Regions from separate parts of the Homo sapiens genome. Here region 1 is linked to region 2. Evidence: read pairs that join two places in POLR2A ChIA-PET (ENCODE). Cell type or tissue: B cell. All regions are shown on one strand.

Region 1 (2,500 bases), 510 kb after region 2:
GTGGTGGCGGGCACCTGTAGTCCAGCTACTTGGGAGGCTGAGGTATGAGAATTGCCTGAACGCGGGAAACAGAGATTGCAATGAGCCGAGATGACGCTGCTGCACTCCAGCCTGGGCGAGACAGTGATACTCTGTGAAAAAAAAAAAAAAATCTGCAGAACAAAGAGAATTAGACTATAAAGAGTTTACAGAGTCATAACCAAGAAATGTGCACATTAGAAATCAAGGAGTAGAGTTTATGGTGCAATGACATTGAAGCAATGCCCTGGATGGGCCCCACTCGTTTTAAGAACTCAGTGAAATTGTGAAACCTGTGGGGCAGACCTCAGTCCCCTGAAGACCTCCACATTCCTCAGGGAGTTCAGCAGCTCAGAACAGTGGCAATTCCTGAATATCCAGGATGGCACGTCAAATGCCAGAATGGAGGCACCAAGGCTGAAGGGAGGAGCACTAGATCAGGAGTCCAGCCCTGGGTTCCATTTCCAGCCTTGCTGCTGACTAGCTGTGTGTCCCTGGGCAAGTCATTTTCCTACTGGGTACAAGCCTGTATCTCCACAGCAATAAAATATGAAAGCTGGTCCAGATTATTTCCAAGAGGCCTCAAACTAAAGTAGGTAAGGGGATCTTAGTGATTCTAAGATCCTGCGAACTCCAGACCTCAAGTGATCTGCCCGCCTTGGCCTCCCAAAGTGCTAGGGTTACAGGCATGAGCTACTGTGCCCAGCCCTTGCAGATTTTTAGGAATTGAAAATTAAAGGCTAAGGCCGGGCATGGTCTCACACCTGTAATCCCAGTACTTTGGGAGGCTAAGTCGGAAGGATCAAGTAGGATCAAGTAGGTAAGGAGATCTTAGGGAACTTTTAGAGTTACACAGACTCAGCTTAAATCCTGGCTTTTCCTGGAAGGACAGTGATCCCAGGCAAGTTGTTTAACCTCTATATGCTTCACACTTTCCTTATCTGTAAACTGGGGGTAATAGCAGTATAAGGTTGTGAGGATTAAAGGAGAGAATCCATGAGTGCATGTAACACAATACTTTGCACATAGTAAGTTCTCAATGAATGTTAGATATTATTGTTAGTGAAGGGATATTTTAAAATACATTTGTGAAAGCATAACTCCTTTAATCACCTTGGCCCCCGGGGCTCCCCAGCCCAGAATCAACAGGTTCCCTGTATTAAAAGAGGAACAGATACCAGTTTGAAAGACAAAGTCATTGCTTTCCCTCAACTAACAAGTTTCCTTTATCTGGCAGCTGGGTGGGGTGGGAGCTCCTTGTAAACAATAACCTTCAAAGCCAGGCTTTGAGGCAAAGGGAATTGTCCTACAGTGTTTGAAGTTTCTGTTCCCTTAACAAGTCGGCCTGAAGGACTTGGCCACTGAGGTTACTGTAAGCCTTGCTGGAGAGAACTCAGTATCTGGCATAGAGCAGTGTGTCTCTAACTTTCTGGGAGAGAACTAAAATACATGGATTCCTGGGTCTCTCCTCAAATCTACTTAATCAGACTCTCCAGGGTAGGCACAGGGAATGAATATTTTATTTTATGGTTTTTTGTTTTGTTTTGTTTTTTTCTGAGACGGAGTCTCGCTCTGTCTCTCAGCTCACTGCAACCTCCACCTCCCGGGTTCAAGTGATTGTCCTGCCTCAGCCTCCTGAATAGCTTGCTGGGGCTACAGGCGCGTGCCACCATGCCCTGCTAATTTTTTTGTATTTTTAGTAGAGACGGGGTTTCACCATGTTGGTCAGGCTGATCTCGAACTCCTGACCTCAAATGATCAGCCCGCCTTGGCCTCCCAAAGTGCTGGGATTACAGGCATGAGCCACCGCGCCCAGCAGGGAATGAATATTTTAAACCAGTGCCCCAGTTGCTGCTTCTGGTCAGAGAAGCCTAGGAAGAGACAAAGTGTCTTAGGCAGAGACAAAGGGTCGGCTCCTCAGGTCCCAGTGTGTTGTAGGGGAAGAAGGGAAAGGGGCAGGGAAGCGGTAGGTTCCATGTGTGACCCCTCTCCAAGGTGGCATGGAGACAAGCGGGTAGGGAAGGGAGAAATGTCCCTATTCATGTGGTGACTGAGTGTTTACCCGTTAGATACACTTCAAATGGGAGTAGACCAAGGCACCTACTTGGCAAATTGTCCCCTTCCCTTCCCAGCTCCAACACCCCGAAGTGGGACTCGTGGGAGAGATTGAATCAGTAACAGGAAGAAAGAGAGAATATCTTCTTTGTGCATCTGAGCGTCCTGTGGGTAAATTGCTCTTGTTATGTCACTTCATCAACATAAAAATGTTGCATCATCATTGTCACCAAAAAGTCTTCATCCAAGAGTGCCTCCAGCTCTGGGGTCACTCAGGAGCTAAGCCAGGTGTGTGCCCCTTTTGGTTCAGGAAGCTGCCCCTTTGCCCTCAGGCAGGAACCAGGAAGCACGGTCTTCCAATCTGGCTGGGAAACAGTGTGGGCGCAGGAAGCTGGGGATTAAATCTCCCCCAAGGGATCACACAGCC
Region 2 (2,500 bases):
CCTGCCTCAGCCTCCCAAGTAGCTGGGATTACAGGCGTCCGCCACAACACCCGACTAATTTTTGTATTTTTAGTAGAGACGGGTTTCATCAGGTTGGCCAGGCTGGTCTCAAACTCCTGACCTCAAGTGATCCGGCGGCCTCAGCCTCCCAAAGTGCTGGGATTACAGGCATGAGCCACCGCGCCTGGCCAGACAGGAAACATTCTAAATTTAAAAAGACCAGGCATGGTGGCTCACGCCTGTAATCCCAGCACTTTGGGAGGCCGAGGCAGGCGGATTGCTTGAGCTCAGGAGAGCAGCCTGGGCAACATAGGGAAACCCTGTCTTTACAAAACAAAAACTGAATATTTCTTTTTTTGTTTTAATTTTTATTTATTTATTTTTGAGACAAAGTCTCACTCTGGTCACCGAGGGTCCGGAGTGCAGTGGCACAATGGATCACGGCGCACTGCAGCCTAGACCTGCGCCCAAGCGATCCTGCTGCCTGAGCCTCCCACCTAGCTGGAATTACAGGGGTGAGCCACCACGCCGGGCTAATTTTCACTTGTTCTTTTTTTGTGTGTGTGACGGGGTTTCGCTCTGCTACCGAGGCTGGAGTGCAGTGGAGTGATCTCGGCTCACTGCAAGCTCCGCCTCCCGGGTTCACGCCATTCTCCTGCCTCGGCCTCCCGAGTAGCTGGGACTACAGGCGCCCACCACCACGCCCAGCTAATTTTTTGTATTTTTAGTAGAGACGGGGTTTCACCATGTTAGCCAGGATGGTCTCGATCTCCTGACCTCGTGATCCGCCCGCCTCGGCCTCCCAAAGTGCTGGGATTACAGGCCTGAGCCACCGCACCCGGCCGATAATTTTCACATTTTTTGTAGAGATGAGGTTTACCATTTTGCCAAGGCTGGTCCCAAACTCCTGGGTTCAAGTGATCCATCAGTCTTGGCCTCCCAAAATGCGTTTCTTTGTTGTTGTTGTTGTCTGAGATGGAGTCTTGCTCTGTCTACCAGGCTGGAGTGCAGTGGCGCAATCTTGGCTCACTGCAACCTCTGCCTCCCGGATGCAAGCCATTCTCCCTGCCTTAGCCTCCAGAGTAGCTGGGATTACTGGAGCCTGCCGCCACACCCGGCTAATTTTTGTATTTTTAGTATAGACGGGTTTTCACCATGTTGGTCAGGCTGCCCTCAAACTCCTGACCTCAGGTGATTCACCCGCCTAGGCCTCCAAAGTGCTGAGATTACAGAGATTACAGGCGTGAACCGCCGCGCCCGGCCGAAAATGCTGGTATTACAGGCATAAGCCACTAAACCCAGCTGAAAACCTTTTTAAATTGAAATCATTGTGATAGTGGGAGACACTTAGGAAATCCACCATGTCCCAATTTCAGAATGATCAAGGAATCTATGTAGTCACTAGAACTAGTTCTTGGCCTTTTTTTTTTTTTTTTTTTTTTTTTTTTTAGACAGAGTCTCACCCTATCGCCCAAGCTGGAGTGTAGTGGTGCGATCTCGGCTCACTGCAACGTCCACCTCCCGGGTTCAAGCAATTCTCCTGCCTCAGCCTCCCAAGTAGCTGGGACTATAGGCGTGTGTCACCAAGCCCAGCCAATTTTTTGTATTTTTAGTAGAGACAGGGTTTCACCGTGTTAGCCAGGATGGTGTCGAGCTCCTGACCTCGTGATCCATCCGCCTTGGCCTCCCAAAGTGCTGGGATTACAGGTGTGAGGCACCATGCCTAGCTAGTTCTTGTCCTTGATAAGGATATGATATTTATTTCATTTTTTTTTTAAGACGGAGTCTCTATCGCCAGGCTGGAGTGCGGTTGTGCGATCTCAGCTCACTGCAACCTTTGGCCCCTGGGCTCAAGGGATTTTCCTGCCTCAGCCTCCGGAGTAGCTGGGACTGCAGGCATGCGCCACCACGCCCAGCTAATTTTTGTATTTTTAGTAGAGACGGGGTTTCACCATGTTGGCCAGGATGGTCTCGATCTCTTGACCTCGTGATCCGCTCGCCTCGGCCTCCCAAAGTTCTGGGATCACAGGCATGAGCCACTGCGCCTGGCCTATTTCAGTTTTATAAATCTATTTTAGCCAGCAAGGTTGGGAAAAGAAAGGGCTATTTTACAATAAAGTATATTTAAATTATTACCAATTCATTTGTTTTGTTTTTCAGAGGAAATAAAAGTAATCTAGATTTATTTTTGGAATTTTGCACATTAGATACTGACAATTTGAGTAAAAATAATATTTACTGAAGGCATTATACACAAAGATTTTATAGTTCCTGAGTATTGCTGGATAGATGAATATAAAAAGGAGTAGCTTAGAACATATAAAGGCTACAGGAAGCCTGGAGACTGTTATAAAATACCTTATTAGAAGACTAAGAAAATGTATCCCTCAGATCAGAACAACCAGGCAGACACATGAACAAAAACGCTGCATGTCTAACTAACAAAGAAAAGGGCCATCGTGTCTGTGCGTGTGTGTGTGTGTGTGTGTGTGTGTGTGTG

What was found. Peaks named below come from ENCODE experiments on the same cell type or tissue, not always from the same donor. Only the 100,000 strongest peaks of a DNase experiment are listed, where the experiment ranks them.
Region 1: POLR2A ChIA-PET joins it to region 2 with 7 read pairs; 3 of 35 experiments call an interaction of 5 or more read pairs at or near these places.

Annotation. Positions count from the first base shown.
Region 1 is chr6:36,649,808-36,652,307 of GRCh38, reverse strand. No RefSeq gene overlaps it. Among named protein-coding and RNA genes, the nearest start is that of PANDAR, 24 kb to the left of the region's middle. In B cell, no CTCF peak of the experiment used is centred here; a DNase peak (open chromatin) is centred at 1,217.
Region 2 is chr6:37,163,448-37,165,947 of GRCh38, reverse strand. No RefSeq gene overlaps it. Among named protein-coding and RNA genes, the nearest start is that of PIM1, 5.5 kb to the left of the region's middle. In B cell, no CTCF peak of the experiment used is centred here; no DNase peak of the experiment used is centred here.